Linked DNA regions of Homo sapiens: all the other regions are linked to region 3. A link is an interaction called in ENCODE POLR2A ChIA-PET data of the cell type or tissue named here. Cell type or tissue: OCI-LY7. All regions are shown on one strand. Each heading gives the region's core, and the rest is flanking DNA. Links, peaks and the distances in the headings are about the cores only.

Region 1 (11,280 bases), core at 2,643-7,642, 370 kb before region 3:
CAGTTACGGCTCTGAGGTGCCATTCTTGCCCACCGAAGTATTGAATGTGGCAGCTCTGGTCTATGTTTAAGAGGATTTGATATAATCAAAATCCAGAGTGCAACATGAGGTCCGGTACTAAGGAGCGTATCGTTGTCTGAGAAACAGTTGCGTCTCTCTGTTTCCTGGGGCAGAAGGTGGGCTGGACAACTGAGGAGGGTCTCAATGTCCCTTAGTACTTGAGAAGGGAGCAGGCTTTAGCCAGGGCCGCGGGTGACTGTGACCAAAGGCCCGGGGTTTTGGCCTTGGGCCAGCTAGCCAGAGAAGGGGCAGGTGCCTTCATTGCTACATCCTGGAGAAGCCAATTGGTAACAATGGAGTGGGCACAGTGGGCAGGGATGGGAGCAGGAGGCAGATGGGGAAGAAGCCTTGTGACTTAGACCCTAGCTGGCTTTTCTATATCTGTCCTGCAGTGTGTGACACAGAATGGGCTTGGGGCAGCCACAAGGCTGGAGGCAGCTCCATGTAGAATGGGGACCTTTTCTGATTGCGTTGGGCCATTGGTGACTTCTTCTGGGTTTCAATTAAAATCAGAAAATTGAGGGTGAGGACAGACAAATGAGGTACATGCCACTTCTGGCCTCTGTCCCCTGTGGCATTGTTAGTTTTCATGAGTGGGCCAGCCTCTTCGGATATTTGTGATTTTTAACCTGATTTTGAGTTACCTGAAGCCAGGTCAGTATTATTTATTCAGATATTCAGCAGATAATTATTGGGTATCTGCCGTATGCCAGGCACTGTTCTAGGCCCTGGAGATATATACCCAGTGAGCAAAACAAAAACCTTGACCTCCAGGAACTTGGGTCTCATGCAGAGAGACAGAGGAACAATAAAGCAAATAGTAACATCAGGGCACGTTAGATGTGAGAAGCCCTGGGAAAACAGTAGTGAAGCAGAGGATGGACATGGGCAATGCTCGGAGGCTGGAGTGTTACAGTTCTCAGTAAGGTGGCTGGGGTTGGCCTTGTTGGGAAGGTGAGGTGGAAGCACAGACTCAAAGGAAGCAAGAGAGTGAGTCATGTTGGTATCTGGAGGAAGAGCATTTTGGTCATAAAGAACATCGTGAACCTGGGAGGCGGAGCTTGCAGTGAGCCGAGATCATGCCACTACACTCCAGCCTGGGCGACAGAGCAAGACTCCGTCTCAAAAAAAAAAAAAAAAAAAAAAAAGAACAGCCAGTGCAAAGGCCCTGCGGTGGGATGGTGCCTAGTGTGTTGGAGGAACAGCAAAGGGCAATGTGGCAAGGGGATGGGAAGTAGGAGATGAGGTTGGAGAGAACAAGTGTCCAAGGGACATGGCACCTATGTGCCATTGGAGGACTCAGGAGTTGCTGTGGAAGGAGACTGGAACCTCTTCGTCTTTGTGTCCCCATGTCTAGCATGGTTCCTGCAGTCAACGTTGATTGTCTTGATGTGACAAGTCTCGGTACGGGAATCAAACACATATCTCTAATGAGCGGTGGACATCCGGTCTTGGCCAGTGTCAGAGTCCTTGAAACTGGTTTTGCTGCGGGATGCTTTGCCTGATGGGAGCCTGAGGGCTGCACTTGAGCAAGAAGGGAGCATTTTGCTCACTTCTCAGAGACCCCTGCCCTTTCTGGGCATTCCAGCAGAGTTCACAAGAGTGGCTTGGTGGTGTGAGTCATTCGTTTCATGCCTGAGGGCAGTGCAGCTCTCATCCCTGGAGGTGATTAATGAGTGGGAGTTTCCCTAGAGAGTTCTGAGGCCAGTTGAGTAGCAGATCCTGGCTGGCCTGAAATTGATTGCCTGCTGACCACTTGCTGGGTTGCTTATAACCTGGCCCCAGGACAGCTTCCTGGTAGCCTCCAGATACGCACGGGGACAAATTTGTTAGTTTCATGGGCAAAGAGAAGAAAAAATACAATACCTTACTGTTAACCACAGTCACCCTTCTGTGCAATAGAACACCAGATCTCACTCCTCCTGTCTAATTGGAACTTTGTACCTGTTGACCACCCTCTCCCCATCTTCCCCATCCGCATCCCTGCATCCCCTCCCTGCCCAGTCTCCTGTAACCACTGTTCTCCTCTCTACTTCTATGAGATCAACTTTGTTTAGATTCCACAAGTGAGATCATGCTGGAAGACAGAGTTTTGAATGTTCTCACCACAAAGAAATGATAAATACATGAGGCGATGGATATGCTAAGTACCCTGATGTGATCATTACATGACGTACACATATATTAAAACATCAAATTGTACCCCATAACCATGTACAATTATAATGCATCCATTAAAAAATAAAAAAGAAAAAGATAACATTAAATGGTTTTATTCACTCAAATAATATTGTGCTGGGTGACACTTGAGTTCTGGGTGGGTCATTTTCTGACATGAGCAGAATGTGCTCCATCTGTGAGGCAGAGGCTGGCTGCCATACTTACCCTTGTGCACTCCCTGCCTCGAGTAATTGTTGAGCCCCTACAAGTTGCAGGCAGGTGCTGTGAATGAACAAGACATCTGTCCCTTCCCTGATGATCTATTTGTGGGGGATAGACAGTAAGCCAGCTCATCCTCACAAATTTAAGATTTGGATATGGGAAGGAAATAGAAGCAACTTTGGGAGGTATGATGAGGGAAGCCCTCTAAGGAGGGAGCCTAATATTGAGAACTGAGGTCAGGGAGCTAGGCCTGCTGAGAGTTGAGGGGTTGGGTCGGGGGGCGTGGCCAAAACATGAGAAATGGTGAGTCAGAGGCCTCTGTGGGAAGGAGTTGGGTGTATATGGGATCAGGAGAGAGGCCAGCATTCAAGAAATATCCTGGGTTGGTGGAAGAGAGGGACGGTTTTCGTTTTATAGAAGATGAACCTGGCTGGGCTTGGTGGTTCATGCCTGTAATCCCACCACTTTGGGAGGCCGGTGTGGGCAGATCACTTGAGGCCAGCCTAGACAACATGGTAAGACCCTGTCTCTTCAAAAAAATACAAAAATTAACCGGGCGTGATGATGCGTACCTGTGATTCCAGCTACTCAGGAGGCTGAGGTGGGACCATCTCTTGAGCCTGGGAGGCGGAGGTTGCAGTGAGCCATGATCACACCACTGCACTCCAGCCTGGGCAATAGAGTGAGACTGTCTAAAAAAGAAAGAAAAGAAGTCAAGCTTACTTGTTTGTCTCATTGAACATCTCATTTCACGCTCATAATGAAAGAGAGCGAGGTGGTGTTATTGTCACACGCTCCCCATAAGGAAGCCAAGGTTCCGTGATTGTTCCTTTGGGATTGCAGGTGACTAGCCCCAAATCTCACACTGTTTCTATTCCAAGTCTTTTTATCACCACTTGCAATTATGTTTTCCAGTTTGGCATGAGATGTCAGGGCAGTGTAGCATTTTGGGCTGTTCTGAGTAACAGAATAACCAGTGTTTCACAGTTCATCTTTTTCAAAATATAGTAAAATACTCTTTCCAAAGAAATACCAAATAAGTGCTTGGTTTGTCATTGTTTAGTAAGGGAGTGTGAGATGCCTCATTTTGTGTGATTGAAGAGGCCTGTTCAATGCTCGTGATGATCTTGCAATTAATTCATCCCACAAGCATTCCCTCTTGATTGAATGCCAGAGACAGTGCCAGACATGCTGCTTGGCATTGAGAGGGACAGAGAAGGTGACCTGGGATGGGGAAGGCAAGGGAGAGGAGGCTGGCCCCCTACAGACTTAGTGACACGCCAGAGGTCACTTTCCAAGAGGAAATTGCAGCACCATCTTGACGTTACCTGCTCCTCATCTCAGCGTCAAGTGCTGAGCACGCGGCTGCAAGAGGCCTGTGAGTGCTGTGAGTCTGTTCCAATTCCTGAGAGATGGACATTTCCTTGCTTTACGCCTCTGCAGCTGCAACACTTGATAACTGGTAATTCATGGAGAAGAATGCCGTGTTCTCCTTGTTAATGGAAGCGGCCTGCTACCTTTGCATGTTCCCCACTCCATAGCATTCATTTTCTCCTTTACATTTCGGCAGTGCCGTCAAATCGCCTCACTGATGTTGCAGCTGTGCATTCTTCATGCATGTTGGGCTTTGGTTCCACAGCTCCACGCGGCTCCTGGATTGGCGAGTAAGGCATATGTCTATACATCACCCTGGGGTACATCACCCATCTGGTGCTTGCTTGCCAATCACCTCCTTCTGGATGAGAACAGGTTCACTCTGCTGCACTCATCACCCGGCTTCCTTTTTCAGCCAGTGGCCAAGCCATGTGCTACAGTGCTGTTGGTTACAGTGGGTGTGACCTCCTGTGACTTTTTGTCTCTGTGTTTATCAGGTAAAAATGTGAAAAGATGTGTGTGTCTGTGGTCCCAGCTACATGGGAGGCTGAGGCTGGAGTATCACTTGAACCCAGGAGACGGAGGTTGCAGTGAGCTAAGATCACACCACTGCACTCCAGCCTGGGTGACAAAGTAAGATCCTGTCTCAAAAAAAAAAGTGAAAAGAGTCACATTATAGACAACCATATAATTGTCAGGCTAGAGGACCACCTGTTGAGTGATGCATAAACTGTCACTGCATTTTTGTTGCAAAGAGCTACTGTTTCTCTGATTAGTGTGACGTCGGCATGGCCTAGTCTTTACATCAGTGCTCCCGGGAGGCTGGCCCAACGTTGGGAGGTGCAGCAAATGCATATGGAAGGGAATCGTGTTTGAGCCATGTGGCAGGAAGGTTGTGCACCTGGGCACTGGGGCTAGTTTATTCCTGGGTTCAAATCCTGCCTCTGCCTCTCACTAGTGGGTGACCTTGGGCAAGATCCTCACCTGTGTAGTTCCTTGCCCCATTTGGTTATTTGTAGGATAAAGCAAGACAATGTATATAAAGTGTTCAGAGCCATGCTGGGCACATTTTAAGTGTTCACTGAGTATTCAGGATGGCTGTTATTACCTGGAAAGAGTAACAAGAGTGTGCCATCTCTTGGCACCTCTCAGCAGCACTGTTGGGGAGATGCTAATATGATGCCCATTGATGGCTGTGGCAACTGAGACCTATAGAGGAGAAGGTAGGAAGCAGTGGAGCCAGGACTGAAACCACGGTGGATGGGACCCTGGGCCTCTGAATCCCACCCTGGCTTTGTACCTTGCTGTGTACCTTGCCAGTCCTGGCGCCTGAGGCCGGAGATGGGGAAGGTTAGCCAGGGGCCCAGGAGCATGTTGGGGAGGCTGAGTCTAGCCCACTAACAAAGCAGAAGGCCAGCGAGCAGTAAGTTGCTGGGAGCTTGGGAGTCAAGTTTAAAGCATAGAACATGACTGTTCTTTAAAAGCCCCTCCCCTGCCCTCTCTTCCATCCTCGTGATCTATTTGCCAGGGGGTTGAAGGGCAATGAAAATTTCTCTGGTGCCCCCTTGTACCAGGCATTTTGCCTGTTGGATCCCACACTACCCCCATGGTGGCGTGTGATATGGAACTACTCTTGTCTCTGTTTTACAGATGAGGAACTGAGGCTCCTGTGGTCAGGGTCGCTTGGCTAGTAGAATGTGGGTCTCAGACTTGGGGCCAGGTCTGCCTGGGCATGTTTTTTGTTAGTCACCATGGCCTGTCTCCTTTCTTAAGGGGAAAACCTTTCTCCTACTTCTCAAATCGCTTAGCAGAGCTGTTTGAGGAAGCATCCTCAGAGGGTGAGTAGGCTCGGCCTAGGAGAGCCTGGAAGGGTCTTCTTAGCTTGATTATCACAACAGCTTTGATAGATTCAGACAGAATCTCAGGCCCTGGAATCTCTCCTTCCTTTACCTGATGCCTCTGGCCACCGGTCTCTCTTTCCTTCGTGCTCAACCAAGATTCTTCCCTGGGCAGGCTGCCTGGTGCCCTTACATCCCCTTTCCTGGTCACTCGCCAACAACTGCTTTCTCCCCTCCCTGCTGCCCCACTGAATAGATGCTGAGAAACCCACTCAACACGTTGCATCTATAGGGCATTGAGTCAAGGTATCTGATATCTCTTCTGAGGCTGTGAGCCTGAAGAACCCCTTTGTGAGCAGCACGGGCTAGTGCCTGACTGAGAGGCTACTGGCTGGCCGGGGACCACTGCCCTGACTTCCTGCAAAGTCCAGCGGCTGTGCATCTGCCCCTACCTGGGGAGCTGGCCGAGCACCTTGGGTCCAAGGGTACCACCACTGTCACCAAGCACCAGCCCCAGGTGACCTAGGCCTTAGCAGAAGTAAAAGGTGAGTGGCTTCTGGGCACACCTAGAGAGCTGGCTCCTCCTGGGCTCTGAGCTGGCTTTCCTACTATTCTTTCCTTCCTGAGCATGCTGCTGAAGTCCTGTTGACATCCAAGACTTGTATCAGTCATTTCCTCCTCTATCAAGCCGTCCTAAGCTCCCCCTATGCCTCCCAGCCCTGGCGCATTTTCCCTCCCTTCCTCTGCGGCCCCATCACTCTTGTGTGAACCTCTTCTCTTCCAGCGTCTGCATGGGCCATGTGGCAATAAATGCAGGATTCACCAGGATTCACCTGTCTGGGGTGGACTGTGGGCTCTGAGAGGGGTGGACTGTGGGCTCTGAGAGGCGTGGACTGTGGGCTCTGAGAGGCGTGGCCTGTGGCTTCCTGCGCTTACCTGAGTCCCCCTCATTTCATCAGTGATCAGTGAATCCAGCTCTCCCACCTGTTCGCTTTGTCCTACCTTGTATTTAGGGCATTACAGCAATCCAACTTCATTGAAAATCCTCTTGGTAAACTTTTTGGTGTTTTTTGTTTGTTTGTTTTTGAGACACGGTCTTGCTGTGTCACCCAGGCTGGAGTGCAGTGGCACGACCACAGCTCACTGCAGCCTCAACCTTCTGGGCTCAAGTGATCTTCCTGCCTCAGCCTCCCAAGTAGCTGGGACTGCAGGCATGCACCACCATACCCAGCTAAATTTTGTATTTTTTGTAGAGACAAGGTCTCACCATGCTTCCTGTGCTCATCTTGAACTTCTGGGCTCAAGTGATCCTCCTGCCTTAGCCTCCCCAGATCTTGGGATTACAGGCATGAGCCACTGCGCCCAGCCTGGGAAAGTTTTTAAATTGAGGAATCACATAAATACAATAAAGTACATAAAAGTTTAGTAATCTTAGATGTACTGCTTGATGATTTTGTGCACATGATTATATTCATGTATAATTCGAGTCAAGATGGAAAACATTTCTGGTATTCCCATAAAGCCCCTCCTCAGTTTGTAACCCATACCTCCACCCCACCCAAGAGAATCACCATCCTAACTTATAAACTTGCCTTTTCAAAGTTTTTTAAATTGTGATAAAATAAACATAAAATTCACTCTCTTAACTATTCTTAAGTGTTCAGTTCAGTGGCATTAATGCGTTTTGTAAAGATGTTCTTTACGTGTAAATAGTGCTGGTAATAAAAGTTTCTAGTGCTGGTAATATCTAAATAGTGCTGGTAATAAAACAATTGAGTGATGTAGACGCAGGTAGAGCAGAAAGTGAAAGGTCCTCCAACCTCAGTATCTTCCTCAGAGGGAACCACTGTTCTCAGTTTGTATATTCTTCCAGACCTTTCGCTGTGTATTTTCATGTAAGTATCAACCCAGGAATACATGATATGCACTTATGTTTCAGCCCTATAGTTTTGGTTTTATTTTAACCATAAACTGAATCATTAATTGTTGATTGATTGCAACTTGCTTTTTCTTGTGCAGCCTGTGTCCAGGTCTTTGTAAGCTGCTGTACCCACACCTGGTGGAACATGTTTGTTTGACATCTGTCTTCTCAGCCATGTGTCTCCTCTCGTTCACTCAGGCACCCAGTCTTTGGTTGTTTCCATCCTCCCTCCCATCCCATTGCTGCCCTTTGCAGTTTCTGCACACAGATTCCTCCATTCCATGAAAGATTGATCCCTGGGGATTCACCTTTCCCAAAGTGTTTGACTTTTGAAAAAGCAAGGACCAAAGCCTCAGGTGAAGGGGTTCAAGGCTGATGGAAGACGTCATTAACCAGCAGGCAGGTGCAGACGCTTAGGGAGTAGTTAGGCCCCGGGGCACCTCTAAAATGTAGTTGCTGACTGTTAGCTGGCCCTCACCCCAGAAGCCAGCCCAAATATTCAGCTGCAGAGCTCAGGGCTCCCTTGTGTTTCACTGCAGTCAGCAAAGAGGCTCCTTCCCTTCATGCTCCTCCTGTAGCCCAGCCTCAGGCACCTGGGAGATGAGCGCGTGGTGAAACCTAAACCTGTGGCATTTGGGACATGTAGACCTTCTTTGCAGAATACTTTTCCCTGGGGCATGTGTTGTGTACTTTCTTTATGAGAAAATCAACCCAAACGCCTTGTGATTTCTTACTCTGAAGTGGGCTTTTCCACTTCTGGTTAGTTTGGGTGAGCTTGCTCTTTCATTCTGCTACGTTTAGCTCCTGAGAAAGTTTGGCTTTTTTTCCCCTTCTTTCCCTCCCTTCTCCTTCTTCTCCTTTTTTCATCATTCTGTCTTGCCCTTTGGGTACAGCCTGGTACAAACATTCATTCCTACAGCCATGAGCTCACTCAGCAGCAGCCTGTCCGCCCCTGCTCTGGTCCAGGCACCGTGGGGTAGAGATGAGAGCACAGTGGCGAGAGGAGGGACAGGGGCCCTTCTCCTAGGGGCTTCAGACTGGAGCATCCTTGGAGGCTGGCAGCCAGAAGCAGGGTGACCGGAGCAACAGAAATGGTCACAAATCTCTGCCCACATTTCCCAGCCAAATTCTACCAGCCTCTGCATGCTAACTGTGATGTTTTGGTGTTAGCTTTAAGAAAAAACAAAAAACAAAAAACAGGTTTTTAAAATATAGAATAAAAGGGAGCAAAAATAGTCCTTAGTCCCAATGTCCAAATGACCCCTGCTGAATTTGTATTATGTATCTATTTATATGTATATGTTTAGAGACAGGGTCTCACTGTGTGGCCCCGGCTGGTCTTGAACTACTGGGCTCAAGGAATCCTCCCATCTCAGCCTCCCAAAGTGCTGGGATTACAGACATGAGCTCCACACCCAGCTGAATGTTTAAAATAAAGTTAATATATGTTCATGATTAGAAATCTCAAACCAAAAGGTATAAAATAAAAAAAGTGTGCTTGTGTGGGTGTGTACACAGTGCCACTGCTTTTTTTAATTCCCCCAAGATGCCAATACATTCTTAGGCATCTTTCCAGGAAAAGTCGCATTTACACCATCACGTATAGCCTTTGAAAAGCTTTACTTGAAAGGGACCCTACTGCCTACTCCCTTCCTGCATTTTCATCCTGGTGCTGAGTCTGCATCAGTTTATTTAGGAATAAAAAGGCCCCAGTCTTCTTAGATTCCCACCCTTTGGACAAACAGATCATAATTACCTAACAACTCCCCTATCAATGGACATTTAGGTTATTTCCAGTTGTTTACTGGAAGGTCGTGTTATAAAGGTTTGAAATTTCCCCAGTAAGCATGCCCTCCCACACCAGACACCTGATCACTGAGAAAAGTAGATCCCTTTGGAAAGTTTTAAAATTCATTCTTGCAGCTGATTTTTTTTTTCTTTTTTTAGATGTAAGCAGGAAAAGAAGGTAATGTTTTGTGTTGGATGTTCACCGTTTCGGCACTCTCTGAAGGAACTTTATTACTTATTTATTTATTTTGAGACGGAGTCTCACTCTGTTGTGCCCAGGCTGGAGTGCGGTGGTTTAATCTTGGTTTACTTCAACCTCCGCCTCCCAGGTTCGATCGATTCTCTTGCCTCAGCCTCCCGAGTAGTTGGGACTACAAGCGCCCGCCACCACACCTGGCTAATTTTTTGTATTTTTAGTAGAAGCGGAGTTTCACTATATTGGCCAGGCTGCTCTTGAATACCTGACCTCAGGTGATCCACCTGCCTGGGCCTCCCAAAGTGCTGGGATTACAGGCGTGAGCCACCACGCCCGGCCTCTGAATGAACTTTATATCCATGGGTTCCTTTGGTTCTAGGGGGCCAGAATTACTCTCCATGTTTTAGAACAGGAACCTGAGGCCTAGGACAGGCCAGCTGGGTTGGGTTTCAGACCACTCTGGCCAGCCCCAGGCGCTGAGCACTTTATTTCACTTCGTCAGTTCTGCCAGTTTGTTCTGTATGTCTGAGTCCACACAGAGCTTAGGGAGGGGTTCTATATCTGTCTGTGTGAATTTCTGCTCTTAATTTCAAACTAGGGGACGTTTTGCCCTGCGCTTGGTCTCTATTTTCTGTTTCTGAAAGCTTTGATTGCTGTGTGGCCGGCTCTGAAATTCACTAGGAGTTGGCAGTGATGGGAGGAAGCTAACTTCCTGGGTTTGGATGCTTCAGGAGAAGATGAGAGGGCGACTAGGCTGCATTCGATCACCCGGCATCCTAAGTGGGCTCTGATGGATGCTGTCTGTCAAGCAGTGCATTCTCAGAACGCTCCCATCTGGGGGCCCTCGGTTATTGGCGTCTGTAATACGCTATCTGGGTTTCCTGGACAGTAGAATCATGCAGCAATTTATGTGTCATTTTTTTGTGGTTGAATAATCCACAGTGGGCAAATAAAAATTAATGTTTATATTTGGATGCTAATTCACCTTTCAATTAGGTTTTGTTTTGAGCGTTATTGAAATTAATCTGTGTTCCTTGAGCACATTTCCATTTATTGGCAAGGTACGGTGTTCCCCAGCATATAATTGGTGGTCGTTTGGGGTAAATTCAGATGGATAATCTATATCAAGATAATGGAAAAGTTTATTTTGAAACTTTTTTTAAATTACAAAATGATATCTGAACATTATTTCAGACTCTGATAAGAGAAAAACACTTCAATCAAAATCCCGCCCTAAACAAATCAATTTTCTTCTGTCTTTTGTGCCTTTCTAGTCTGTTTGCATGTCTATACCCTTTTTTTTTTATTTTCTTTTTTGAGACATCTCACTCTGTCTCCTGGGCTAGAGTGCAGTGGCGCCATGTTGGCGCTCTGCCTCCTTGGCTCGAGCGATCCTTCTACCTCAGCCTCTGAAGTAGCTGGGACTACATGGGCATGCCACCATGCCCAGCTAATTTTTCTATTTTTTGTAGAGATGGGGTTTTGCCATGTTGCCCAGGCTGGTCTTCAAATCCTTGGCTCAAGTGATCCTCCCAGCTTGGTCTCCCAAATTGCTGGGATTACAGGTGTGAGCCATGTGCCTGGCCTTCCTCTTTAAAGAGCATTAAATGTAGAATTAAGTTTTAGCTCCTGGTGAAACACTGTTCTTTTAGGAAGAGTGTGAGCTTTGGAATTGGCAAGCCCCAGTAAGCCCCAATTCAAATTCTGACTCCAACTCAGTA
Region 2 (8,982 bases), core at 465-5,464, 250 kb after region 3:
GAGAGCAAGACTCTATCTCAAAAAAAAAAAAAAAAAAAAGATGCCAGCAGGGCGCAGTGGCTCACATCTGTAATCCCAACACTTTGGGAGGCCGAGGCAGGCAGATCACCTGAGGTCAGGAGTTCGAGACCAGCCTGGTCAACATGGTGAAACCCCATCTCTACTAAAAATACAAAAATTTGCCAGGCGTGGTGGTGCAAGCCTGTGGTCCCAGCTACTTGAGAGGCTGAGGCAGGAGGATCGCTTGAACCCGGGAGGCAGTAGTTGCAGTGAGCCGAGCTCACACGAATACACTTCAACCTGGGTGACAGAGCGAGACTCCAACTCAAAAAAATAAATAAATAGAAATAAAAAAGATGCCAGCACATTGCTAAAATCCATCAGTCCTTAATAACGATACAGTCCGCCATCCCATGAAATGTATGAAAATGTCCCCCAGGGTAAGGCTGCCCAGGCTTGCAGGCTTCCATTCTGTCTTATCAAGTTCTGAAAGCAGGGGCAGTCCCAGCAATATATCAATATATGGCTTCACTCTTTTTTTTTTTTTTTTTTTTTTTTGAGTCGGAGCCTTGCTCTGTTGCCCAGGCTGGAGTGGAGTGGCACAACTCACTGCAACTTCTGCCTCCCGGGTTCAAGGGATTCTCTTGCCTCAGCCTCCCAAGTAGCTGGGACTACAGGCTCACACCACCACGCCCAGCTAATTTTTGTATTTTTAGTAGAGACGGGGTTTCACCATATTGGCCAGACTGGTCTCGAACTCCTGACCTTGTCATCCGCCCGCCTCGGCCTCCCAAAATGCTGGGATTACAGGGGTGAGTCACCGTGCCTGGCCTATATGGTTTCAATCTTTCAGGCATCTGGTATAACTGAGCCAAGGGACAACGCCATCTCTTGATCTAAGCCTCTTTGAAGGTGTTAATGTAATATTAAATTTCCTTCCCTCCGTAACCTATTTATTTATTTATTCATTCATTCATTTATTCATTTTATGTATTTGAGACAGGGTCTCACTCTGTCACACAGGCTGGAATGTAGCAGCTCGAACATAGCTCACTGCAGCCTCAACCCCCTGAGATCAAACGATCCTCCCACCTCAGCCTCCCAAGCAGCTGGGACTACAGGTGCATGCCACCACAACCAGCTTCCAAAAAAATTTTTTTGTTCGAAGAGATGGGGTCTCACTATGTTGCCCAAGCTGGTCTCAAACTCCTGGGCTCAAGTGATCCTCCCCAGTCAGCTACTGGGATTACAGGCGTGAGCCACTGCACCTGGCCATAACCCATTTATTTATTCTGTCTTTTACCTCCAGCTATTTTTGTTTCTTCTCTCCATTTATGCCCAAACTTTTCCCCCTTGGAAGAGACATTCCGTTCTGCCACTGTGCTGGTCTAGATTGCAGGCAGAAATACTAGTCTAGCAGGTGCCTCCCCTGGCAAGGCGGGAGGAGAGCCCTGAATTTGTAATCAGCCAGGCAGAAGTAGGGGTAGCCTGGGGACGCCATTTGCACTGGTGTCTGAAGTGGGAGCAGTCCTGTGGGACTGAGTCCTTTGACCGTGCAGTCTGCACTAACTGTGGGCAGCTTCTGTCGGAACTGAATTGAATTGCTGGCCATGCAGCTGGTGTCAGAGAATCTGGAGAGCGTGCTTGATGGGCTCCCCGGGCTTTCGCTGTGTGCGATGGGCTAATAGCAAGATAGTTTCTCTCTGGCCATGGAGCCACTGGCCATTGTCCCCGCCTCCCAGTGGGTGGAGCATTTCTGGGGGTGGGGAGGGGGCGCTTCATAGAGCTGCAAATTAAAAACCCCCGCACTGGCCGGCCGCGGGGGCTCACACCTGTAATCCCAGCACTTTAGGAGACCGAGGCGGGCGGATCACGAGGTCAGGAGTTCGAGTTCAGCCTGGCTAACATGGTGAAACCCTGTCTCTACTAAAAATACGAAAGTTAGCCGGGCGTGGTGGTGGGTGCCTGTAATCCCAGCTACTCAGGAGGCTGAGGCAGGAGAATCGCGTGAACCTGGGAGGTGGAGGTTGCAGTGAGCCGAGATTACGCCACTGCACTCCAGCCTGGGCAACAGAGCTAGACTCGGTCTTAAAAAAAAAACAAAACAAACAAACAAACAAAAAAAACCCCAGCACTGCCCGGGCACGGTGGCTTACGCCTGTAATCCCAGCACTTTGGGAGGCCAAGGCAGGCAGGTCACTTGAGGTCAGGAGTTCGAGACCAGCCTGGCCAACATGGCAAAACCCCTTCTCTACTAAAAATACAAAATTTAGCTTGGTGTGGTGGCGCTTGCCTGTAATCCCAGCTACTTGGGATGCTGAGGGAGGAGAGTCGTTTGAACCTGGGAGGAAGAGGTTGCAGTGAGCCGAGATCACATCACTGTACTCCAGACTGGGTGACAAAGCAAGACTTCGTCTCAAAAACAAAAAACAAAAAAAAAAACCCCAGCACTGCTGGGCTCAGAGGACACATCTCCACATGGCATGATGAGGCAAAGACCAGTGCCCCAAAGGCCCCAAATGTCATGTGACCCATGTGCACTTCACCCTGTGGCAAGAAGCTGCCAACTCAGCCCTCTTCAGGGGTCATGCAAGAGACAGAAACAGGAGAAGCAAGCTGAGTATAATTATTACAGCCACAGGGCATTCTTGGCTTATATTCTACTTTCCCACTTTGTTTTTGTTTTTTTTTTTGGAGACAGTCTCAGTCTATTGACCAGGCTGGAGTGCAGTGGTATGATCATAGCTCACTGCAGTGTTGACTTCCTGGGCTCAAACCACCATCCTGCCTCAGCTTCCTGAGCAGCTGGAACCACAGGTGCATGCCACCACATCTGGTTAATTTTTTAAAATTTTTCTTTTGTAGAGGCGTCATCCTGCTATGTTGCCCAGGCTGGTCTTCAACTCCTGGCCTCAAGCGATCCTCCCACCTTGGCCTCTGATATAGTTTGAATATTTGTCCCAGACCACATCTCACGTTGAAATGTAATCTGCGGACGGGTGCAGTGGCTCATGCCTGTAATCCCAGCACTTTGGGAGGCCGAGAGCAGTGGATCACCTGAGGTCAGGAGTTGGAGACCAGCCTGGCCAATATGGTGAAACCCTATCTCTACTAAAAATACAAAAATTAGCCAGGTGTGGTGGCGGGTGCCTGTAATCCCAGCTACTTGGGAGGCTGAGGCAGGGAGATTGCTGGAACCTGGGAGGCAGAGGCTGCAGAGAGCCGAGATGGCACCACTGCACTCCAGCCTAGAGGACAGAGTGAGAGTCCGTCTCAAAAAAAAAAAAAAAAGAAAAGAAAAGAAAAAGAAAAGTAATCCTCCACAATGTTGGAGGTGGGGCCTGGTGGGAGGTGTTTGGATCATGGAAGCGGATCCCCCATGATTGGCTTGGGCCATCCCCTTGCTGATGAGTGAGCTCTCACTCTGAGTTCATGGGAGATCTGATTGTTTAAAAGACTGTGGCCCTCCTCCCAACACTATCTCTTGCTCCTGTTTTCGCCGTGGGACATGCCTGTTCCCCCTTCGCCTTCCACCATGACTATAAGCTTCCTGAGGCCTCCCCAGAAGCTGAACAGATGCCAGCACCATACTTCCTGTACAGCCTGCAGAACCATGAGCCCAGTAAACCTCATTTCTTTATAAATTACCCAGTCACAGGTATGTTTTTACAGCAATGCAAGAATGCCTAAAACAGCCTCCCAAAGCACTGGGATTACAGACGTGAGCCACTGTGGCCAGCCCACTTTCCCACTATTGAAGGTGATATGGAAAAAATAGGTCATTTCTATTCTGTGAAAGAATCAGCAGCACAAGTATGATGATATTAGGAACTTATTCTCAGCCTGTGGTCAGGGAGACAGACAATAGGGAGTGGTGGGGACTGTGACAAACTGAAGGGCAAGGCCCCATGTAACAGGTGCAGCGGGCACTGTCATGGCCCTGCCCACATCTCCCTCAGCAGCTGCTGCTCCAGGACATGTCAACACTGCACACTGGGCTCGCCATTTGTGACTTTCTATTTTGAGATGGTCTCGCTCTGTTGCCCAGGCTGGAGTGCAGTGGTGCCATCATGGCTTACTGCAGCCTCAACTTTCTGGGCTCAGGTGATCCTGCCACCTCAGTCTCCTGAGTAGCTGGGACTACAGGCGCACTCCACCACACCCAGTTAATTTTTTTTTTTTTTGAGATGGAGTTTCGCTCTTGTTGCCCAGCCTGGAGTGCAATGGCAGTGCGCGATCTCGGCTCACCGCAACCTCCGCCTCCCAGGTTCAAGTGATTCTCCTGCCTTAGCCTCCAGAGTAGCTGGGATTATAGGCATGTGCCACCACGCCCAACTAATTTTGTATTTTTAGTAGGGACAGGATTTCTCCATGTTGGTCAGGCTGGTCTCGAACTCCCGACCTCAGGTGATCTGCCCACCTCGGCCTCCCAAAGTGCTGGGATTATAGGCATGAGCCACTGCACCCAGCCCCAGCCAATTTTTATATGTTTTGCAGAGATGGGGTCTTGCTATGTAGCCCAGGCTGGTCTTTAACTCCTGGGTTCTAGCCATCCTTCTGCCTCAGCCTCCCAAAGTGCTGGGATTACAGGCATGAGCCACCGCTCCTGGCCCACCCATGACTTTCTACTTGAAGTTTTCTTCTTGGCCTATGTGCAGAACAGACTGGTATTAACCCCCCTCAGAAGCAGGCCTCCATCAAGGATAGACAGGAGTCAGAAGGGAACATCCCAGCCCCCTTGCCCCTCAGGAAGCACAACCCACGTTCTACACAGCTCCCCTGAATTCCCCGGCAGGATGCAGCCCCAGGTGCCCACAAGAGTGGCCGGCTCCCTGACACCTTGTAGTGTGTGTTGATTCTTTCCCTGCCCCGACTCTCTTCCCAACTGCTTGTGCTTCCTGAGATCCCCTCCCTAGTAAACCACTGGCACCCAGATCCTAAGATCCTGCTCTCAGAGCTCCGGGGCAATGCAAACTAAGATAAGAAACCAGCTCCTACGTTGCTGCAGCCCATTTCTTCTGGGTGGGAAGGCAAGACCTTCCCATTTTTTTCAAAAGAAACCAAGATCCAAAGTTTCTCGTGAAACCTTCTGAGGGTTCATTGCCAGCTCAAATTAAACAATGCAAAACAAAATGAAACAAAACACGTCTGCAGGCCCGCTCCAGCCCTTGGCCTTCCCAGTTCAGAGCTGTCGGTGGCTGATGAGGGTGGAGGCAGTGGGGATGTGGTTAGAGAGTGTGTTTGGGGGACCCGCCCTGGCAGCCTGGTGGGGACAGCTCAGAGGAGGTGCCACCATAAGCCAGGCGGCATGGCTTGCTCATGAGACCCCAGCTGGAAGCATCTGGACCGCCTGGCACGGCCACCCTCGGGCTGTCAAGAGACCCAGAGTAAACAGCCTGAACGCTTTCCCAAACACACAGACCCCAAGCCGCCTGCGGCCTCCCCCTGCTCCCTGGGTGGGGAGATATCCCAAGACCCCTCTGCCTGCCTGACATCTGAGCTCAGGCCCAGGAAAAACAAACCCCGGATGGCTGGAGAGCCCCCGGGAAGAGGCAGCAATCACGGGAGAGCCACTTGCAGACCGCACACTTGTGAACTTCATTTTAATTCTGTGCAGATGGAGGAGGCTGTCTGTGCAGATTTCCACCTCCCTACACAACCCCCTTCTTTCCTCTTGCAGAGAAAACAAAAACGGTGTCTCTCGAGATTGCTTTTGCACCGTTTAACAGGGTTATTTAAAGCCATTGCTTTTCTGCTGTCTTTTCAGAATGTAAATTAAGAATACAAGGTGTCGTGAAGGATACTGGAGGGGTAGGTGGTGATGTGAAATTTCAGTTCTGTGTGTTTATTGTTCTGAACCACCTAAACCCACCCATGCCTGCTCTAAACTGTGGAATATGCTTAGTGGATGTTAAGTTGGAGCTACATTCACTGAAGGGAAAGAAATTTCTGAGAACAGACCTTTCATGGGCCTCTGTGAAACAGGTATTTCGTATATCATTAGTTCATTTAATCGTCATCATGACCCAATTAGTTGTATAGTTTCATATAATGAATATATATATATATATATATATATAATTTTTTTTTTGAAACAGAGTCTCGCTCTGTCGCCCAGGCTGGTGCAGTGGCGTGATCTCGGCTCACTGCAAGCTCCGCCTCCTGGGTTCATGTCATTCTTTTGCCTCAGTCAACTGAGTAGCTGGGACTACAGGCGCCCACCACCACGCCCGGCTAATTTTTGTATTTTTAGTAGAGACGGGTTTCACTGTGTTAGCCAGGATGGTCTCGATCTCCTGACCTTGTGATCCACCTGCCTCAGCCTCCCAAAGTGCTGGGATTACAGGCATGAGCCACCGCGCCCGGCCGAATATATTTTTTAGATAGCAAAGGGAATTTATTTGCTCATATAGTTGGAAAGTCTGTGGTAAGGACTTCAGGCATGGCTGAATCCAGGAGCACAAATGCCATCATCAAGAATCTCTCAGGCTGGGCGTGGTGGCTCACACCTGTAACCCCAGCACTTTGGGAGGCCGAGGCGGACAGATTACGAGGTCAGGAGTTCGAAACCAGCCCGGCCAGCATGGTGAAACCCCATCTCTACTAAAGATACAAAAATTAGCCAGGCAAGGTGGCGCATGACTGTAGTCTCAGCTACTCAGGAGGCTAAGGCAGGAGAATCGCTTGAACCCAGGAGGCAGAGGTTGTGGTGAGCTGAGATCACAACCTTGCACTCTAGCCTGGGTGACAGAGCGAAACTTTGTCTCAAAAAAAAAAAAGGATCTCTCTCTTGGCCAAGTATGGTGGCTCACCCCTGTAATCCCAGGACTTTGGAAGGTCGAGGTGGGCAGATTACCTGAGGTCAGGAGTTCGAGACCAGCCTGGCCAACACGGTGAAACCCCGTCTCTACTAAAAATACAAAAATTACCTGGGCATGGTGGCAGGCGCCTGTAATCCCAGCTACTTGGGAGGCTGAGGCAGGAGAATCTCTTGAGCCCGGGAGGCAGAGGTTGCAATGAGCCAAGATCGTGCCATTGCACTCCAGCCTGGGTGACAAGAGCAAAACTCCATCTCAAAAAAAATTTTTTTAAAAGAAGAATCACTCTCTTGGCCAGATGTGATGGCTCACACTTGTAATCCCAGTACTTTGGGAGGCCAAGGCAGGAGGATCACTTAAGCTCAGGAGATCAAGACCAGCCTGGGCAACATAGTAAGACCCCATTTCTACCAAAAATAAATAAATAAATAAATAATTTCTCTCTCTCCGTCTCTTGCCTCTGCTCTCCTCTGTGATTGTATCATTCATTATCAGGTAGGCCTTTCCCTCAGAGGGGTAAAGAGGGCCCCCAGCAGTTCCAGCCTTATCCCCAACCAACTAAACATTTTTGGTGGAAAGAGAATATTTTCCAATAGTTCCAGCTAAACTCCCACGGTTGAATCTCACTGGTCCGGTGTGGGTCACGTGCCCATCCTCTGGTCAATCTCTATGGTTACAGCAATAGAATTCATGATAACAAGCCCCTCCCTGGAGTCTGAGACTGTCAGCCTCACTAGAATAGAAATGGAAATAGGTAGTTACTATCCTCAGAAGGAGCCCTAGATGCTGACATTCAAAAATAACAAATGCCTACCACAGTGGGGCATGTGAGAAGAATAGGTGAGTTCTATGACATCTTGCACAGCAAGGCTGCCGTGACAGTTGCACAGGTTGTGCACTGCACATCTCTACAGGGTCTCCATTTATATTCACTATCACCCTATGTTTACAGATTTATCATGATAAATTTCCAACAGACTGCAGTTAAACATCTTCAGGAAGGGAAGTGTGATCGACTGAAAATGAAAAACATGGTCGCAGTATTTTGCAACTCTTCCTGTCAAGAGGTAGAGTCTATTTCCTTACCCCTCAAATCTGGGTGGCCTCGAGACTTGCTTTGACCAATAGAATATGGTAGAAGTGACTCTACAAATTTTGAGGCTAAGACTTAAGAGGCTTAGTTTCCACTCTGACCCTCCTGGCGTGCTGCCTGAGACTGCCCGATAAGACTACCCCATAAGAAGGCAAACAGCCCCCAGGAGGGTGAGAGGTCACGTGAAGGAGACCCAAGGTGCCCCAACCAACCAGCTCTGGACTGGAGGACCCAGGAAGGTGAGACAAACTGCTGGGTGAACTGTGCTGTGCCAACTCATTGAAGCTGAGAACTCAATTTCCCAGAATTTCCTCCCCATGTGGTTCTGGTTAGAGATGACCAAAAGAGGAACATGAGTGAAATTTGGAGAGTGGAGACAAAGCAGTGGCCGTGACTCTCTGAAGGTCACTGTGGTCCGGTGTGATGGTGGGTGGTGTCTCCCGAGATCACCTCCCAAAAACCTTTTTTTTTTTTTTTGAGACAGGGTCTCGCTCTGTCACCCAGGCTGGAATGCAGTAGTGCGATCTCGGCTCACTGCAGCCTCTGCCTCCTAGGCTTAAGCAATCCTCCCACATCAGCCTCCTGAGTAGCTGGGACTACAGGCACGTACCACCATGCCAGGCTCATTTACGCATTTTTAGTGGAGACAGGGTTTCGCCATGTTGCCTAGGCTGGTCTCCAACTCCTGGGCTCAAGCAATCTGCCCATCTCCGCCTCCCAAAGTGCTGAGATTACAGGTGTGAGCCACTGTGCCTGGCTCCAGATAAATTACTTGCACCCAAATTTCTGTCTCAGCATCAGCCTCTGGGGGAACCAAGTCTAAGACAGGCTTCTTAAGAAACCCTGAGTTCCCCTAGGTTGTGTGCTGAAGGAATGCAGTGACAGAAATCAGAGCAGAAAGAGATCAACCTTCCCTTTTAATCTTTCATTTATTCATTCATTTTACAGTCAGTGAGTCCCTGCTGTGTGCCCGCGCTGGAGACAGAAAGAGCCCAGAACTTGGAGTCAGCCAGGCTAGTTCTAACTCCAGCCCTGAGACACAGACAAGTCCCCCTAAGCTCTTGGAGCCTC
Region 3 (10,495 bases), core at 5,496-10,495:
CTGGCCCACTGCCGAGTGCTGCCAGCCATCCTGCAAACGCCACCATTGCTCATCCCTGGGAGATGCTCCAGCATTGACCAAAAGGGTTGCCGGGTCTTGTCCTGCTCAGGACAGGCCACTCTAGAGTGATCTATAGTCATACTGTAAGGATAGATCTGGGTCCTGTGCCTCCCACGGACCCTGAGCACAGAATACACATGACAGGGCCCCAGCACACGGGCGGCGGCCCCTCTTGTTAGTATTAATTATGCACTTATGTGAAATGCACCTGCTCTTGAAGAAGGGGACAGCCAATGATTAAAACAGTTGAGGGCAGGTCACCAGGCTGTTGCAGGCTCCATTAAGAAATGGCTCTGAGAGGGTTACTTTAGAGCAAGGGAAGGGTCTTCTGTTGCAGGGGCTCTGTGCCTGGCCAGCACCACCTCCCCCGCCTTTTTTTTTTTTTTTTTTTTTTGAGATGGAGTCTCGTTCTGTTGCCCAGGCTGGAGTGCAGTGGCGCAGTCTCGGCTCACTGCAACCTCTGCCTCCCAGGTTCAAGCGATTCTCCTGCCTCAGCCTCCCAAGTAGCTGGGACCACAGGCGTGTGCCACCATTCCTGGCTAACTTCTTGTATTTTTAGTGGAGACGAGGTTTCACTGTGTTAGCCAGGATGATCTCAATCTCTTGACCTCGTGATCCACCCACCTTGGCCTCCCAAAATGCTGGGATTACAGGCGTGAGCCACTGCGCCCGGCCAGCCAGTCCCTTATTTTATGGAAACCCCAGCCTATTCCAGCCACCCAAGAACCTTCGTTAAGTGGCTCTGAAGTGGGAATGGCTACTTAATTTGCAGGGATCAGCACAAAATGAAAATCAATAATTTTCAGAAATTAAGATTCAAGATGGTAATAGAGCATTCGAGTGAGCATTGGGGACCCTTCTGAGCACAGGGCCCTGTCTGTGCAGTTTGCACACAGCCCAGGTCTGGGGAGAGTACAAGGCAGGCAGCTGGCTTGTAGCATGTGAATGAACTGAGTCACCCTGCCCTTTGTGGGAGTTGACCTGCATCTTTTCTAGGCTGTTGGCCAGGGCAGGGCTGATGACATGAGCGGGGCTTGCCCTGGTGTGGGCTGAATATGATACACTGTGAGAAGTTGAAGGGAGGGGGATTGGAGTAGGGTGCTCCAGGCAGCATCATCTCTGTACAACAGGAAGTCCCTGAGCTTGGACACATGACTTGATCACCTGTCACAAGGTTCAAGGTGAAACCCAGAAGGCCAGGCAATGATGCATTGAAACTGTCACTACCCAAGTCAGCATTTTCTAATACCATTAAACACTTTTGGCCGGGCGTGGTGGCTCACGCCTGTAATCCCAGCACTTTGGGAGGCTGAGGCGGGCAGATTATGAGGTCAGGAGACCGAGACCATCCTGGTTAACACGGTGAATACTAAAAATACAAAAAATTAGCCGGGCGTGTGGTGGGGCCTGTAGTCCCAGCTATTCGGGAGGCTGAGGCAGGAAAATGGCATGAACCCAGGAGGCGGAGCTTGCAGTGAGCCGAGATGGCGCCACTGCACTCCAGCCTGGGCAACAGAGCGAGACTCCATCTCAATAAAAAAAAAACCTTTTTTTATAGATACGAGGTCTCGGTGTGTTGACCAGGCTGGTCTTGAATTCTTGGTCTCAAGTGATCCTCCTGTCTCGGCGTCCCAAGGTGTTGGGATTACAGTCATGAGCCACTGCACCTGGCCTCCAACACCATTTTGAAAATTTTGATATATCTGTGATTTTGGATTACATCTGTTTTGTTACTTCTGTTAGAGAAAACTGACCTGGCCGGGCACGGTGGCTCATGCCTATAATCCCAGCACTTTGGGAGGACAAGGCGGGTGGATCACTTGAGAATCAGGAGTTTTAGACCATCCTGGCCAACATGGTGAAACCCTGTCTATACTAAAAATCAAAAATTAGCCAGGCATGGTGGTGGGCGCCTGTAATCCCAGCTACTCAGAGGCTGAGGCAGGAGAATCGCTTGAACCCACGAGACAGAGATTGCAGTGAGCCGAGATCGCGCCACTGCACTCCAGCCTCAGCGACAGAACAAGACTCTGCCTCCAGAAAAAAAAACAAAACTTCAAAAGCAGATTTGTCATTGCCAGGTGACCTTGTCAACCATGGGTGTACAAGGACAAACCAAATCCGGGTGAAAGAATTTGTGCCTTGTTTTCTTTGCCTTTGACCTTCAGCCCCGTGCATTCCTGCAAATGCATTGCCCCTGGTAAACCTTAAGAAGACCTTAACTTTTCTGTTTTAAGTGAGATTTCCAAGTTAATTTAAGTTGTGTGGAACAGGACACTCCCTTTACTGGAGAGCAATTGGTATCTGAAGAGAATGAGATAGAGGTTGCTAAGGAAACCCTTGTTTGCAATGTTTGGTTTACATAAATTATTGGTGAATAAGAAAAATAAGTTTATTCCTTCTTCCAGATGGTAAACTGGAAGGGAAGCATGTTACTGGGTAAAGTGAGTCATGGGCCGTGGGAGGCTCAGATGGAAAAGGGCTCTGGGATGCCTCTCTCTCTCTCTCTTTACTTGGGACCCCTTTCTAATTTACCTACCAGGCCTCAAAAGACAAAGCCCTCTAATCTGTTTAGGCAGGAACAGATAAAATTCCTCTGGGTGGATGGGTAGGGGAGGGAAGGAGGAAGTTTGCAGAAACTGAAAGAGAACTTTTTTGGGGGGAGAGGGAGAAATCTCTTGTTTAATTACAAAACCAAAATATCATTTGCAATGCCTTCCTTCTCCTACTAGTCTTAAGGAATTGATAAGTAATTCACATACCACAAAATGCAGCACTTTAAAGTGTACCATTCTCTGATGTTTTTTGTTTGTTTTTGAGATGGAGTCTCGCTCTGTCACCCAGACTGGAGTACAGTGGCACGATCTCGGCTCACTGCAACCTGCGCCTCCTGGATTCAAGCCATTTTTCCGCCTCAGGCTCCCGAGTAGCTGGGGTTATAGGCACCCGGCATCATGCCTGGCTAAGTTTTGTATTTTTTGTAGAGATGAGGTTTCACCATGTTGGGCAGGCTGGTCTTGAACTCCTGACTTCAGGTGATCTGCCTGCCTCGGCCTCCCAAAGTGCTGGGATTACAGGCATGAACTACCGTGCCTGGCCTTTCTCTGGTGTTTAGTGTATACACAGTGGTACAACCATCACCACTACTAATTCGAGAACACTTCATCACCCTAAAAGAAATGCCATACCCATTAACAGTCAATCCCACAATCCTCCCATCCCCCTCAGCTCTTGCAATCATGAATGTACTTTCTGTCTATATGAATTTGTCTGTTTTGGACATTTCCTTCCAATGTAATCATACAATATGTAGCATTTCGTGTCTGGCTTCTGGCACTCAGCATGGTGGGTTTTTAAAATTTTTGTTGTTGTTTTGAGACAGAGTCTCACTCTTTCGCCCATGCTGGAGGGCAGAGGCACGATCTCGGCTCACTGCAACCTCTGCCGCCCTGGTTCAAGTGATTCTTCTGCCTCAGTCTCCCAAGTAGCTAGGATTACAAGTACCTGCCACCATGCCCAGCTGATTTTTGTATTTTTAGTAGAAATGGGGTTTCACCATGTTGGCCAGGCTGGTCTTGAACTCCTGGCCTGCAGTGATCCACCCGCCTCAGCCTTCCAAAGTGCTGGGATTACAGGTGTGAGCCACCATGCCTGGCTCAGCATGGTGTTTTCAATATCCATTCATGTTGTGGCCTGTATCAGTACTTCATCCCTTATTATGACTGATTCCTTTTTATGACATAATATTCCATCATATGGATAGACCACATTTGGTTTATCCACTCATTGGTGGATGGACTTTCGGTTGTTTTTCCTAATTTTTGGCAAAAGGGACTTGTTGACACCTAATGGAACTGCAGGAGTCCCAAAGCTGGGCCTTGGTTTTAGGAAAGACTTAACCAGAAGTTAGGGAAAGGACAGCACAGTATTTGATGTTCCTCATGAAAAATGCCATTTTCTCAGGTGGCAGTTGTTATTGATAGAGATGAGGTCTCACTATGTTGTCCAGGATGGTCTCAAGCTCCTGAGCTCAAGTGATCTGCCCACCTTGGCCTCCCAAAGTGGTGAGCCACTGTACCAACCCCATTTTCTGCATTTTTAATTGTTCCATCAAAAAAGTAGGAAGCCGACATATTATCTGTTTATCTGATGTTAATAGAGTTTTATAATTAATGTTTACATAGATATCTTTTTTCATCCTGTGTTTTCATCTTACCTGCTTTTCTATGTACAGTGTGCCTCTTCTACACATTATGTAGGTGAGTCATGTTTTTGTTTGTGTTTTTTTAAATTTAGTCTCACTATCTCACTTTCACTTGGAGTGTTTATTTCACTTACTTTCGTTCAATGGAACTTCTCTCTGTTTTTTTTTTTTTTTTTTTTTTTAGAGACGGAGTCTCGCTCTGTCGCCCAGGCTGGAGTGCAGTGGCGCAATCTCGGCTCACTGCAAGCTCTGCCTCCCGGGCTCACGCCATTCTCCTGCCTCAATTTCCCAAGTAGCCAGGACTACAGGCGCCTGCCAGCATGCCTGGCTAATTTTTTGTATTTTTTAGTAGATGGGGTTTCACCGTATTAGCCAGGATGTTCTCTATCTCCTGACCTCGTGATCCGCCCGCCTCGGCCTCCCAGAGTGCTGGGATTACAGGCGTGAGCCACTGTGCCCAGCCCAATGGAATTTCTAATGTATGCTGTTTGTGTTTTTTGTTGTTGTTTTTCTTTTAGACACAGTCTTGCTTTGTTGCCCAGGCTGGAGTGTGCAGTGGCATGATCTGTGTGCAGTGGCTCACTGCATCCTCCGCACCCCTCCCCCCGCCCTGGGTTCAAGCGATTCTCCTGCCTTAGCCTCCCGAGTAGCTGGGATCACAGGTGCACGCCAGTGCGCCCAGCTAATTTTTTTTTTTTTTTTTGTATTTTTCATAGGGAGCCAGCGCACCCACCTATTTCTCTTTGTCTCTTGTTCCTCCTTTCTTGCCTTCTTTTGGATTAATGGAGTGATTCTTCACATTTCCTTTTATCTCTGTTGACTTCTGGCTATATCTTTTTGCTCTATGTTTTTAGCTATATATGTTTTCTTTAGCGATTGTTCTAGGGATTACAACACACACCCTAACTTTTCACAGTGCACCTACGGTGCTTATGACACCACTTGGGCAATAAGGCAGTAAAAAGGAATGAAGCACAGACATGGGCCACACATGGGTGAGCCTCGAACTTTATGCCAAGTCCAAGCAGCCAGTCACAAAGGGCCACGTATTGTATGATTCCATTTATGTGAAATGTCCACACATGGGTGAGCCTCGAACTTTATGCCAAGTCCAAGCAGCCAATCACAAAGGGCCACGTATTGTATGATTCCATTTATGTGAAATGTCCAGAATGAGAAAATCCAGAGAGAGAGAGGGAGCAGATTACTGGTCACCTGGTGCTGGGGAGGAAGGAAGAACTGGGAGGGGGGATGACTAAGGATAACAGGGTTCCTTGTTGGGGAAATGAAAATGTTCTAAAATCAATTGAATTGTGGTGATGGATGCACCGTTATGTAAGTATACCAAAAGCCACTGATTTTGACACTTTATTTTTTATCTCTGTCTATCTATCTATCTAGGAGACAGTCTCCGTCTGTTGCCCAGGCTGGAGTGCAGTGGCATGATCTTGGCTCACTGCAACCTCTGCCTCCCAGGTTCAAGCTATTCTCCTGGCTCAGCCTCTTGAGTAGCTGGGATTACAGGTGTGTGTGACCATGCCTGGCTAATTTTTGTTTGTTTCAGATGGAGTCTTGCTCTGTCGCCCAGGCTGCAGTGCAGTGGCACGATCTTGGCTCACTGCAACCTCTGCCTCCTGGGTTCAAGTGATTCTCCTGCCTCAGCCTCCCGAGTAGCTGGGATTACAGGTGCCCACTACCTGTGACACCCAGCTAATTTTTTTTGGACTTTTAGTAGAGATGGGGTTTCACCATGTTGGCTAGGCTCGTCTCGAACTCCTGACCTCAGGTTATCCACCTGCCTTGGCCTACCAAAGTGCTGGGATTACAGGCGTGAGCCACTGTGTCCAGCCCCATAAGGTAGATTTATATTCACCTTTTAAGAAACCGCCAAACTGTGTTTTGGAGTTGCCATGCCGCCACGTTCCCCCCAGCATGTGTGGAGCCTCCATTTCCACACACCCCCTCTTGATATTGATGTGACATCTTTTTAATGTTGAACGTTTCTCGATAACACATGCAGCATGGCCTTCTTTGCATTCAAAGTGTTTCATATCCCTCAGCAGCATTTGAAAGATTTCTTCATATGGATTGTGTGTGTATATTTTTGCACATTTATTTCTGAGAATTTTGTTTTTTGGGAGTGTGCTGTTGCAAATGGGATGTTTTCTTCTGTTAACTTTTCTAACTGCTTGTTTGTACATAGGAGGACTGAGGCCAGCCTTGGTGGCTCACATCTATAATCCTAGCACTTAGGGAGACTGAGGCAGAAGGACTGCTCGAGCCCAGGAGTTTGAGACCAGCCTGGGCATCATAGTAAGACCGCATCTTTATGTTATTTTTTTTTTGAGACAGGGTCTTTCTTTGTCACCCAGGCTAAGTGCAGTAATGCAGTCCCGGTTCACTGCAACCTCCATGTCCTGGGTTCAAGCAATTCTCATGCCTCAGCCTTCTGAGTACCCGGTATTACAGGTGTGTGCCATCACACCCAGCTAATTTTTGTATTATTAGTAGAGGTGGAGTTTTGCCATGTTGGCCAGGCTGGTACCGAACTCCTGGCCTCGAGCAATCCGCCTCTCTCGGCCTCCCAAAGTGCTGGGATTACAGGCGTGAGCTGTGCCCGGCCCCATCTCTATATTTTAAAAATTAAGAAAAAGGAAGGCTGCTTATTATGTTACTTTTGTACCTAACTCCTTAGCAAAATCTGTCTGCCTCATTTTTCAGAGTAAATTATTTTACCTCCTGCTTTTTTCTTAAATGTCTTACTTTCCTCCTTGCCTAGTTTCATCAGCTAGGGCCTCCAAAATAATAGTGGTAACAGAGGGCATTCTTTTGTTGCGAAGGTTAATGGAAGCTTCTGTTGCTTCCATCCCCTATAAATGATGCTGGGCTCTGGCTTGATGGGTGTGTGTCTGGGTGTAATTTCCTTTATCGTGTGTAATTTAAGGAAGTATCCCTCTTTCTAATTTGATGTGTTTTTTTCTAAATTTTGTAGTAAATTTTGTCAAATGCCTTTTCAACATCTACGATGATTATGATTTTTAACATATTAATATGAATGAAATTAGGCTGGGCGCAGTGGCTCACACCTGTAATCCCAGCACTTTGGGAGGCTGAGGCAGGCAGATCACAAGGTCAGGAGGTCAAGACCATCCTGGCTAACATGGTGAAACCCCATCTCTTCTAAAAATACAAAAAAGCTAGTCAGGTGTGGTGGCGGACGCCTGTAGTCCCGGGAGGGTGAGGCAGGAGAACTGAGTGAACCCAGGAAGCGGAGCTTGCAGTGAGCCTAGATCGCACCACTGCACTCCAGCCTGGGCAATAGAGCGAGACTCCATCTCAGGAAAAAAAAAAAAAAAAAAAAAATATGTGTGTATATATATATATATATATATATATATATATATATTTGAAATTAAAAGATGTTCTAATTTTGAGCTATCCTTGTCACACTGTACAATTCTCACTTGGTTTAGGTCACTTTTTTTTTAAGGCCCCAGTGGGGTTTGTTTGGTAATATTTTATTTTGGATTTTCTTACCTTGATTTGTATGTAAACATCTTACCTTGTTTTGTTTTGGAGATAGGGCCTTGCTCTGATGCCCAGGCTGGAGTGCAGTGGTGTGATCATAGTTGATTGTGATTTTGAACTCCTGGGCTCAAGTGATCCTCCTGCCTCAGCCTCCTAGACAGGCATGTGCCACCATGCCTGGCTAATGATTAAATTTTTTTAGAGACAGAGTCTTGCTATGTTGTCCAGGCTGGAGTTCAGTGTATATTGTAGACGTGAATTGGTCTTTCCGCTGGAATCATTCCCTCTCCTATCTGTTTCAAATTCATGCATAAGTACTCCACCCACACCCCCCAGTTGGAAAGTATTGATGTTGTCCAACCTGCCTTGAGAAGGGAGAACTATGTTTCCCTCTTTGTATCTCTGCTGGTGTCCAGTCCACTGCTGTGTTTTTGGTAAATACTTGACCCATAGAATGTGGGAGGCAGGAAGGAAAGCTTCTGCGTTTCCTTTCTGGACCAGAAATCATGGATCCGTTAAGCATATTGAGAAACCAACAGGTCAGGTGGCTGCACACTCTAGTTGCATCTGACTCTGAATTGCTCATGGGCCCCTGAGCACCAGTGATTTGCTTTTCTTTTATTGCAAAAGCAGAAGTGGGGGTTGAGTGAGCTTGGGCAGCCTTGGGAGGCAGGCAGGCCCGCGTCAGTGCCATCCTGGCTGTTTGTAGCTTGTATGACCTTGGGGAAATCCCCTCAACTCTCTGAGCCTTTGTTTCTTCTCTCATTAAGTGGGGATCATCCGTTCCTCATTGGACTATTGTAAGGCCTAAGATCAAACTTTTTTTTTTTTTTTTTTTTTGAGATGGAGCCTTCGCTCTGTCGCCCAGGCTACAGTGCAGTGGCACGATCTCCGCTCACTGCAAGCTCCACCTCCCGTGTTCACGCCATTCTCCTGCCCCAACCTCCCAAGTAGCTGGGACTACAGGAGCCCGCCACCTCACTCGGCTAATTTTTTGTATGTTTAGTAGAGACGGGGTTTCACCGTGTTAGCCAAGATGGTCTCGATTTGCTGACCTCATGATCCACCCACCTTGGCCTCCCAAAGTGCTGGGATTACAGGCGTGACCCACTGTGCCCGACCCAAACTTTTTTTTTTTTTTTTTGAGACGGAGTCTCACTCTGTCGCCAGGCTGGAGTGCAGTGGTGTGATCTTGGCTCACTGCAGTCTCCGCCTCCTGGGTTCAAGCAGTTCTCTGCCTCAGCCTCCTGGGTAGCTGGGATTACAGGCGCCAGCCACCATGCCCGGATTTTTTTTTTTTTTTTTTTTTTTTCCAGTAGAGATGAGGTTTCACCGTGTTGGCCAGGCTGGTCTTGAATTCCTGACCTCATGATCCACCCGCCTCGGCCTCCCAAAGTGCTGGGATTACAGGCGTGAGCCACTGCACCCAGCCCCCAGATCAAACATCTTTCAAGGCACTTGGAGCAGTGCCTGGTCTCCAGGGTCTTTAGGCTGTAACCACAGCAAAGCACTCAAATCACAGCCACTCTCCCTTCTGTCTTCCCTCCAGTGTGGGGGTGTGGAGGACCAACCTTCTTGTTCCCATTCACCCTGGAGTTCTTTCTTCTGAACTTCATCTAGCACCTGCTATGCACCAGGGATTCATGGGGGGGATGGTGGGGCGGAGGTCAAGGACGGTCAAGTCTGGCCTTCAGCTTGCCTCAGTCCCCGTGGCTGATGCCTTGCCCTTTGCTCTGGAATCTGGGCCCTACAAGCTCCTACCAGGCTCAGTGCAGAGAGGGCTCGAGGGCACCCCCTATCGGTGAGCAGATTCCATAGCTGCCCACGCCTCCCCCTCTCTTGAGTGGATGATCAACCCCAGCAATCTAGAGACATGTTCTTGGATTCTGCCAGCTTTATTTTTCAGTTGAAAACTCAAAGGAAAAAGTTACATTCCCAAAAGAAAGTAAAACACTTCCAATGATGTAGCCTGGAGGCCTGAGTTCACAGGTGCCCCTACCAAAACAGAGGCCCTCCCCAGGGTCCCCTGAAGCATTCAGTCCCAGTGTGTCTACCCCAAAGAGAGAAGCTGCCTACCTGGGCTTCTGATTAAGAGGCTTGGGGCCATCACTTCCCTTCAAGGAAACTCCTGCCTGAAAAGACCCCTGGATCAGGCAGGGAAAGCCAGTACCAAGCAGCTGAGGACCTGGCTTCGTGTCCCCCACCACGCAGTCAGCGTTCTGAAGCAGTGGCTTCCCAAATGGCTGTTGAATAAGTGAATAAATCTCTTGGGCATGAACAGGGGCCAGGTGGAGTTTTCTCTGCAGAGCTGGTACTTGCTGGCCGCACTGTCTCCTGGTTTGCAGTGGAAGTGTGGAGGAAGGGGGAGAATTACTCAGACCAGTGGGAGAGTTTCATGTCCCCCGGAAGTATTTTGAGCCCAGTGGCAATGAGCCCTGCTTCCGTGCGTTTGCAGCACGTGCGGTTCTGAGTTTCCCGGCATTCCATGCTGGTTATTCTGTCCCAGCCATGAATCTTGTCATTGTCAGGGAGCTGGAATTGCAGTAGAAGGTGAAGGAGTTTGAAGTCTGGCAGCCTAGTGCTGGCATAGACAAAATCTCAAACTGTAAAGGAGAGAGAAAAGTAAGACCAGGCTATGGGCCCCTGAGGAGAGGGGCCCCTGCTGTTTCCTGAAATAAATTATGCTAGGGCCCCTGGCCTTCA

What was found. Peaks named below come from ENCODE experiments on the same cell type or tissue, not always from the same donor. Only the 100,000 strongest peaks of a DNase experiment are listed, where the experiment ranks them.
Region 1: POLR2A ChIA-PET joins it to region 3 with 5 read pairs; 3 of 35 experiments call an interaction of 5 or more read pairs at or near these places.
Region 2: POLR2A ChIA-PET joins it to region 3 with 7 read pairs; 7 of 35 experiments call an interaction of 5 or more read pairs at or near these places.

Annotation. Positions count from the first base shown.
Region 1 is chr16:10,990,240-11,001,519 of GRCh38, forward strand. All of the region lies in intron 10 of CLEC16A (C-type lectin domain containing 16A), which reads left to right. Among named protein-coding and RNA genes, the nearest start is that of CLEC16A, 51 kb to the left of the region's middle. In OCI-LY7, for the core only: no CTCF peak of the experiment used is centred there; no DNase peak of the experiment used is centred there.
Region 2 is chr16:11,616,893-11,625,874 of GRCh38, forward strand. It overlaps a transcript of LITAF not described here. Among named protein-coding and RNA genes, the nearest start is that of LITAF, 34 kb to the left of the region's middle. RefSeq lists enhancers at 5,107-5,875, 5,324-5,613. In OCI-LY7, for the core only: no CTCF peak of the experiment used is centred there; DNase peaks (open chromatin) are centred at 2,519, 2,799, 3,959, 5,269 and 1 weaker place; H3K4me3 peaks cover 2,385 bases; H3K27ac peaks cover 4,236 bases.
Region 3 is chr16:11,362,344-11,372,838 of GRCh38, forward strand. It overlaps LOC400499 (putative uncharacterized protein LOC400499), which reads right to left. Exons shown (of 67, transcript NM_001370704.1): 67 at 9,672-10,395. The coding sequence ends at 10,391. The region is part of intron 1 of LOC105371082 (a long non-coding RNA gene); the gene reads left to right. Among named protein-coding and RNA genes, the nearest start is that of RMI2, 22 kb to the left of the region's middle. RefSeq lists enhancers at 1-53, 8,137-8,196, 8,382-8,882. In OCI-LY7, for the core only: CTCF peaks have their summits at 9,607 (motif pointing left) and 9,809; DNase peaks (open chromatin) are centred at 8,438 and 9,578; H3K4me3 peaks cover 524 bases; H3K27ac peaks cover 2,263 bases.